2 separate regions of the Mus musculus genome follow, and region 2 is linked to region 1. The links are chromatin contacts, found by POLR2A ChIA-PET in ENCODE. All regions are on one chromosome and are shown on one strand. Each heading gives the region's core, a stretch centred on a gene start or an enhancer-like site at or near the end of the contact. The rest is flanking DNA. Distances are from core to core; before and after follow the strand shown. Region 1 holds the start of Cdc42bpg (CDC42 binding protein kinase gamma (DMPK-like)). Region 2 holds the start of Sf1 (splicing factor 1).

The links. ChIA-PET counts read pairs that join two places held with the same protein, here RNA polymerase II (POLR2A).
Region 2: POLR2A ChIA-PET joins it to region 1 with 14 read pairs in embryonic stem cell. The contact joins the promoter of Sf1 here to the promoter of Cdc42bpg in region 1. POLR2A ChIA-PET finds 5 or more read pairs at or near these places in 4 of 5 experiments (Patski and embryonic stem cell).

Annotation. Positions count from the first base shown.
Region 1 is chr19:6,304,757-6,308,910 of GRCm38, forward strand. It overlaps Cdc42bpg (CDC42 binding protein kinase gamma (DMPK-like)), which reads left to right and starts at 1,701. Exons shown (of 37, transcript NM_001033342.1): 1 at 1,701-2,119. The coding sequence starts at 1,960. Gm52380 (a long non-coding RNA gene) reads right to left here and starts at 1,790. Exons shown (of 3, transcript XR_003952842.1): 1 at 1,708-1,790; 2 at 879-956.
Region 2 is chr19:6,361,303-6,365,456 of GRCm38, forward strand. Sf1 (splicing factor 1) reads left to right here and starts at 2,388. Exons shown (of 13, transcript NM_001110791.1): 1 at 2,388-2,816. The coding sequence starts at 2,786. Gm14966 (predicted gene 14966) reads right to left here and starts at 2,408. Exons shown (of 3, transcript NR_168058.1): 1 at 2,305-2,408.

The DNA.
Region 1 (4,154 bases), core at 451-2,950:
GCATTGAAGCCTGCTTGGGGTTGGGATTTTCTCAGAATTCAGCTTTCAAAGAGGTTAAGGGTCTTGGGGAAGTTGATGCAAGGACCTTGCCAAGAGCGGAGGCCTGGGCAGTTGGCCCTTGACTGACCTTTGTGACTAGAGAATCAGCATTACAGGAAGGGTCCCAGCCTCCTAGTTCTCCATGACGACTTGCAAATACTAGACACTCATTCCTCCCCTAGTCTCTGGCGCCTCCTTGTGGCTTCTGTGGGCCCCAGCCCTGCCCTGTGCTGAGGAGGTTCAGAATCCCTGAGAGAGCCAGTAGGCTCCATCAATTCACCCTGTAATCTAAGAACTAGGAAGTTGAAGCAGTACGCCTGGGAATTCTGGGTCATTCTTGACTACATAGTGTGTTCCAGATCAGCCTAGTTTATATGAGAGGATAAAAACAACACCAACAACAAAAACCGTAAATCCAAACTCCAGTCTGCCCTCCCTGACCCTCCCTTGGCAGTGCCATGGCATTGAATTTGAATCCTGAGTCTCTTTCCCAGCCTGATAGATCTGGAAAGAAATATATGCCTGTGTTTTCCCCATTTCAAATTGTGGACCTCATGGAGAAGGGGCTTCTGTAAAGATCAAATGAGAGACCTACAGTGGTTGGTTGGTTTTTTTTTTTTTTTTTTTTTGTTTTGTTTTTTTTTTACAGGGTTTCTCTGTATAGCCCTGGCTGTCCTGGAACTTACTCTGAAGACCAGGCTGGCCTGGATCCCAGAGATCTACCTGTTTTTGCCTCCCAAGTACTGGGATTAAAGGCGTGCACTCCCACACCACCACCCCAACATAACCCCTGTAATGTTTCTAGACCCCGTTAGATGGGATTTGGGTGTCCCACTCACTTTGCCCCTGCAAACATTCAGAATGCTTCCTCCCTCAACGCTGATGACTCGATCCTGTCAAGGTCTTCAGCTTGCAGTCTGGAAGGAGAGGCAAGCCCTCTAAGTAGGCCTTTAAACAAGTTGTTCAAAAGACACCAGAGCACCCTTCTCTTTGGTATCTGGCCTGTCACCATCAAGACCAACACAGATGGCCAGAAATAAAAAACCTCCCTGGACACAGCCAGCACCTCCACCTCCTTTGCCTCCATCAGCACATCTCAAACTTCTTGTGCCCTCCACGTTCCAGTTCAGGGCCTTGTTCCCGCCAAAGCCTTGAAAATCAGTCCCATCTAGGTCCACACGAGAATCTAGTTTCAGAGACCCCCTACCCTCAGCCTTCCAAAGCCGCAGTGTATTCATGCTAAATGAGTGTGCCCATCCTACCTCAACTACATGTCTCTGGGTTAGTTTTAAGGATTTAAAGGAGATCAGAAACTTTTGGGGGTAGATGGGTGTGTTGCCTTAGCGCCGCTTTCAAACCGAGGCCAGAGCGGACTACAACTCCCATCCGGCTTCAGGGCCGCAACCGTCCCTAGCCCCTCTGGCCTGGCTAAGGGACAGGCCGCTGGCCGGGTCCCGCGGGAAGTTGCGCTAGGCTCTGTCTAGGTTAGTGTCTCATGAGGGTCTAGGTGGCGCTGGGACTGGGGTGGCACCGTGATCAGAGGGGCCTTTTGCGACCCCAACGGACCCCCTCCAACCCCGCCCAGGAGTTACTTTTCGTGGCCCGCCCTCCCACTTCCTGGACGAGGGTCGGCCCCGCCCCCGCGCGCCTCCGCCTTCCCACCTTCACCTTCAGCCGCGGCTCCCATTGGCCGGCGCGCACCTGCCCGTCCGTCGGGGGCGGGCTTGGAGGGCGGGGCGGGCGACCAGGTGAAGGAGCGCGGGTGGCGACCGAGGAAGGTGACAGCGGGGAGGGCGGGAGGGAGGGGGGAAGCCGCGCAGAACGAGCCACGGGACCACAGACGGACCGCCGGGCGGACGGACGGACGGGGCATGCGGGCGGCCTGGCTCTAGCCCGGGTTTCGGGGCTCCAGCGGCAGCCATGGAGCAGCGGCTGCGTGCGCTGGAGCAGCTGGTACGGGGCGAAGCTGGTGGCAGCCCAGGGCTCGACGGCCTCCTGGATCTGCTGCTGGGGGTGCACCAAGAGCTCAGCAGCGCCCCCCTGCGCCGGGAGCGTAACGTGGCGCAGTTTCTGAGCTGGGGTGAGTGGTCCGGGCAACACCCGGGAAGGGAAGCTGGAGGGACGACAACACCTGGAGCTTTGTGCCCCCAGACCTTTTCCCGGGAGTGGCATATTCCTGAAACTTCCTCATTGTGCTGTATCTAACGCTTGCCGTTGGTCTCCACAGCCCGCTCGCTCACCTGCACCTTACTTCAAACTCCCAGAGACAGGTACATAAGGTACACTTCCCACATACCCTGCTACAGACCCCAGACATGTTGCCAATACACATCTTTCACAACGGTCACCTCATGCTCTACCTAGAACATACATTTAGGCGGACACCGTTTTGTGTGACATAAACATACAGACTTTCTCTATTTCCTCCGTTCTTCAAGAGGACGGGCACTTTGTTCTAGGACCCCTCTCACCTGTCACACACTCAAAAGTCCTCGTCCTTCACCTTGCAGACAAGTCTCCTTACTTCAATCCCTAGCCGGGACCAAGAACCAACCTCAACCCCTTTGGAGGATTTGGGGTCTTGTTAGAAGTGGTTTTATTTGATTCGTCTGAATCCTTGGGAATGGCTGACTTAGGGTGATCCTAAACCCAATGTGGGCACTGGACACATCTGGCCAGGCTTTGGTGAGGAGGGCATGGGAATTGGGCCTGAAACATGGGGTGTTTACCCTGTAGGCGATCAGAGTTCTTGGTGCTCCTGAGCTATGGGCAGACACAAGGCTAGGCCAAATATGGATGGGGGTCTACCAGCCAGTCCTGCCATTTCTTTCTGGGGTGAGAGCAGTTAGACGGCCCTGCCCCCGTTGCCTGCCTGTTTCTCTGTGACTCTTCTGTGTTTTACAAGTGTCTGATTTGTCATCACTCCCACATGACACCTGTACCTGGGTGTGTGCATGTGGCACATGTGTGTGTGTTTACACATATGTGTGTTTCTCCCTGCCTGCCTCTGGCACCTCTGCTTGGGACCCCAACACAGGGCATGTCTGTTGACTTCTCCCGAGGTAACTCCAAGGCCGGGTGTGACTCACGCCTCTCCTGCCCCAACTTGTCCCTGCTCCTGCCCAGAGCCCCCACCCCTTCTGGCAAGACAAAGGTATTAGGCATCCTGTCCAGGAGGTTGGATCTGGGCACCAAGTTTGGCCAATGTGGCTGGTGGTCACCTCTGATATTTCTGCAGGCTGGCAGCTGCTCCTCCCTGGCTCCATGCATAAACCTGGGAAGAGACAATTAATTTCTGTAGTGAGGTTTGCACACCTCCCCCGCTGTGGGGGTTCTGCCTGATAAACCTGTGGAACAGCTCTCTGTCCCACCCACAGGCCCGCCCAGCTGGCAGGGAGTTTACCTTCTGGCAGGGGGAAACTGAGGCAAGGTGCCAGATCGTAGATGTCCCCCAGTCCTCACTGGTCACTCCTGTCTTCATCATTTCCCAAGACTCGGTGCCCTTCCCCCTGGCCTACAGCCACTTCAGTTATGGGGAGAGCCTGGGAGTGGTTGGACCTAGCCCTTGCGGAGGTGGTGGTAGGGCAAACAGACTGTGATGCGGGAGGAGGTTCCTGCCTGTATAAGCCCCATCCAGAGAGGGAGGTAGGGCTCTAAGTGGCAGGGCTATCAAGCCTGGAAGGAATCCTGTGTGCTCACACCCTCAGGTGCTGGCATTGGGCACCAGGTGAAGTTTTTGGCCCTGTTTGAGTGTCTTGTGAGTACCTGAGCAGGCTGGTATCTGTTCCTGACCCAGAGGCCCCACTTGGGGAACACAGAGCCTGTCTTTCTGGAGCACTGTAGAAAGTGTCCTCCCTGCCCCCAGGGGCTACCCCAGGCCTCACCTCCAGCCAGATTGCTCTGTGCTACAGGGTCCCCAGACCCAGGCCCACAGTTCCTGAGTGGCAGAGAAACTTTCTGGGGACAAAGAATGTCACCTATCCAGTTTCCCAGATAGGCCCCTGGGCTGGCCTTGAGGGGTCAAAGGCTGTGAACTAGGGGTGAGAGTGGTGTCTTTATTGTCTCTAGGGTATTAGGCCCCTGGCTAAAGAAGACCACAAGGTCCCTCTGTGCCT
Region 2 (4,154 bases), core at 1,138-3,637, 57 kb after region 1:
GAGCACCACACTCACCCCGAAGCACAGTGGGTCTGGTGTGCAGTCCTATCTCTGGATGGGCAGGAAGCCATGGTGGATACAGGCTGTGGACAGACCATGGCCTGAGTGCTCCTTGACATTCCTAGTGCCATGATTGATCAAGGTTCCAAGAGTTCCCATGCTATGCCTCCACCATCACTTACTTTTTTATTGCTGTGACCCAGGAAAGTTAGAGGAGAGAGAGCTTATTGCTTACAGTTCAGAGGGTGAGCCCATGGCAACCTTGGTGGGGAGCATGGCGGCAGGAAGCAGGCAGCTTCTGTTGTAGTAGCTGAGAATTTACACTGAATCAGCAGAAAGACGGAGACAGACAAGAGACTAGGCCTGGTGTGGGCTTTTGAAATTACCCACAGTGATAGACCTCCTCCAACAAGACCATGTCTCCAAATCCTTCCCAAATAGATCTACTAACTGGGGTTAAGCATTCAAATAAGTCTAAGGGGTCCACTCTCATTCAAACTTCCACAGCCTGCTCTGGCCAGCTACATAATGGTTTTCAGTATTTGGGACTGAACCGAGGCCCTTGGCCATACTAAGCAAGTATTCTACTACTGTGGGGCTTTTGTTGTCGTTGTTAAGTCTTTAGAGATTATTTTAATGTGTATAAGTGTTTTATCTACATGTATGTTTGTACATCAGCAGTAAGAGCAGTGCCTGAGGTGTCAGAACAGGGAGTCACGATCCTCTGGAACAGAAGTGAGATGGTTGTTAGTTGGTGTGGAAGAGTATCCAGCACTCTTTTTTTTTGTTTGTTTTGTTTTTCCAGACAGGGTTTCTCTGTGTAGCCCTGGCTATCCTGGAACTCACTCTGTAGACCAGGCTGGCCTCAAACTCAGAAATCCTCCTGCCTCTGCCTCCCGAGTGCTGGGATTAAAGGCGTGCGCCACCACCGCCCTGCTGTCCAGCACTCTTAACTGCCGAGCTGGCCCCTCCTCTGCTTAGGTTGATAGGTTTCTTGGGTATTACAGTTGGCTTTTCTACTTTCACATGTCTGCTGATGTAATCTGGGAGTTACATGTGCTAGGTTCTACCACTCAATTGTATTTTCTGCCCAGACATTTGCTCTTTCTCTGTTCTATGGCCATTTCCTCCCTACCTGTCATAGTCTGTTGACTTGTACCATCCACCATACTTGAGTTTCTTATCTTTGTAGTCTCTTTATTCCTAGATTACTCCAAACCTTCTGTTGTCTACATGTCTACTTTTCTACATCATTTTAAAAGATTACTTAGTCTTATGTATATGGGTGTTTTGTCTGCATATAAGTCTGTGCACCATATATATGCAGTGCCTGTGAGGCCAGAAGAGGGTTCTGATATCCTGGGACTGAAGTTACGGATGGTTGTGAGTCACCATTTAGGTTCTAGGAATCCAACCTGGGACTCTGGAAGAGTAGCCAGTGCCTGGTCTTATCTGCTATTTCTCTAGCCACTCTAATTACATATTAAACACTGTTTCCCCTACTGGGTCTAAATAACCTCTCTGTGAGAACCCTATCTATCCCCAGTTCTATTATGTTGTGCTAACCTGTTTCATTACTCTCATGTTTATTTCATGGGAAGGAATGTTTGGCCTCAGTCTCATTTACAAGTTCCCTACCATTTTTATGGGTAATTTTAAGGTACCCGAAACAAATTTCCAACGCATTGAGATTTCCCTGGAAGTGCACACTTTTAGACTAACTTTTGAAATGACTTTCTCTCCCCTCTCCAAGAAGGACTTGGAGCGCCTGACTTTTCCTTTACAAGAGTTAGTATGTGCCATTGAACCTGGATTTTTTGAGACAGATATACTGTACCCCAGGTTAGCCCCAAACTCATGTCAGCTCTCCTGTCTCAGCCTTTCAAGTTCTCGGGTGACAGGCTACTTGGCTACCTTGTACCGGAATGAAATAAAGTCTTTAAATACACCCACCAACTACCCTAGTTTTGAGCCATTTCGTAACACTATTTTTCAGAGAAAACAGGAAGTCTTTCTCTACTCTACCTGCAGCTTCGACGTATCCTGTTCGTCAGCTCGAGCCCGCCCCTTCGCCGCGGTCCCTAGTTACCTCTAGCACAATGACTAACGTCACTTAAGGCCTCCGTTCCGCCCCTCTGGGGAAGGGGGCGGGGACACGCGTGCCCTCCCTACGCATGCGCACCCCTGCTCTCCGCCTTGGTTCCGGCTTCTCCTCCCGGCTTTCTCCATTCTCGAGCGGCTGGCTCCTGGGGGAGGGGAATCGTTTCAGCCAATCGTGTGGCACTACGACGCCGAGGCGCTTACCTCCATCGGTTTCAGCCAATGAGCTAGCCGTTCTCTCACGTCACAGACTTTGCCCCCTCCTATTCCCCTGCCACTCTGGCCTCAGTCCGCGCAGTAACAAGGAGTGCGCGCTGCGACACCTCCCAGTTCCCCCGGCCCCGCCGCCATTTCGTCGCCGGGCCTAACGGTTCGGCCAATCCCGACCCATATTGAAAAGAGCCAGTGCTCCACCAATCGGAGGCCGCTGCCTCCGACCTCACCTCGGGCCGGCCCAATCCAGGCCGCGGCCCCTCCGCCCCGAGCCCGCCCCCGCGGCGTCCTTTCTCCTCCCTCTTTGTGCGTCTGGCGCCGCCGCCGCCCGCCGCGTGAGAGGACGGGCTCCCCGCGCTCTTCAGCCGCGTAGTCGGGTCCCCTCCCCCCCACCTCCAGCTCCCGGAAGGTTCGTGAAGGAGAAGTCGCCGCGGAGGACGAGGAACCGCTGCTGCCGGTCCCCTGGGGCGCCATGGCGACCGGAGCGAACGCCACGCCGCTGGGTAAGCTGGGCCTACCAGGCCTTTCCCCACTTCCTGGGCCCAGAGGCAGCTTCAAGCCCAGCCTATTGGCGCTCGGGACGCCGCTGCCGGGGGCCCTAACCACGGCCTTGTCCTTAGCGGCGGTGCCGTCACCGCCGCCGCCCCCGGCCTCGTACCCGCCATAGCAGCCGCCCCCGCGCCGCCGCCGCTCTTTTCAGCGAGGGTCGCCTCCGCGCCAGGACCAGCAGCCGGGCCAGCCCGGTGGCGGCGGAGGTGAGTCGGGCCGATAGAGCGCGAGAGTCGTCGGGCGAACCGAACCGGCCGACGGAGGGGCAACGCCACCGCGGTTGGACGCGGCGAGGACGCGCGCGCGCGCACGGGAGGCCCGGGCGGACGCGCCACGGGGAACGCGCGGCCTGGTTTGGGAGGCTTCGATTGCGCACGCGCACCGCGAGAACCAGAAGGGCGGGAGGAAGCGTTCTTCGCGCAGACGCAGTGAGGCGTTCAGGCTTTGTGGCGCAATTGTGGTAGTTTTGGAAGAAGCCACCTGTTGCCCCCTGAGCTCCTGCTATGGAGGACAGGAGAGTCAGGTCCACGGGACGACGTGGTGTGAGTGGCTCCCTTGATGGTTTTTAGCAGCCCCGTGGCAGGAGTGTCTCCTTTCACAGTGAGGCGAGTTCGGAAGGCTACTAGGGATGCTTGAGTTCGATCATTTATTAAAGGTTTTCTCCTTTTGTTTTCTAGAAGGTTCTCAGAGTGACCAGCTTTCCCCGTGCTGTTTTAAAAGGCTTTTTCTCTGGGCCTGTAATCTGAGAAGTAGAAAACCTTGTGTGGTAAATGTAGGGAAGAATGTAATAAATCAGAGTTCTGATGACAAGTGTCCACTGGTCAGGAAAACTGATCTTTCCACGAGTAAGAATGGTCATATTGAAGGATGGCATGTTTCCCACAGTAATGTGTAGCAAGAGATTTGTTGTGTACTCTTGTAGCTTGAGTTCCAATGCTTTGTGGGCCTCATTCCAGTTTCCTCTTTTCTGCCCTTTAAGGCATTCAGAATTGATAATATGTATCTGTACACTTCTGATTCTGGGTTTCTGTGCATTAAGTCTTGGAAGCAAGGGCATGATGGTTCATGCTTTTAATCCTAGCACTCTGGAGGCAGAGGAAGGTGGGGCTTTGAGTTTGATGCCAGTCTACATAGTTTAAGACTGCCAGGGTTCTCTAAAGGGACTTCTGTCTCAAAAAACAAACAAAAGATCCAAAGAGTTGGAGATATGCATCAGTGGTAGAGCTCTTACCCAATATATGCAAAAACTCTGATGTTAACACTACAAAAGAAATGTGTTCCTTGTTACATTC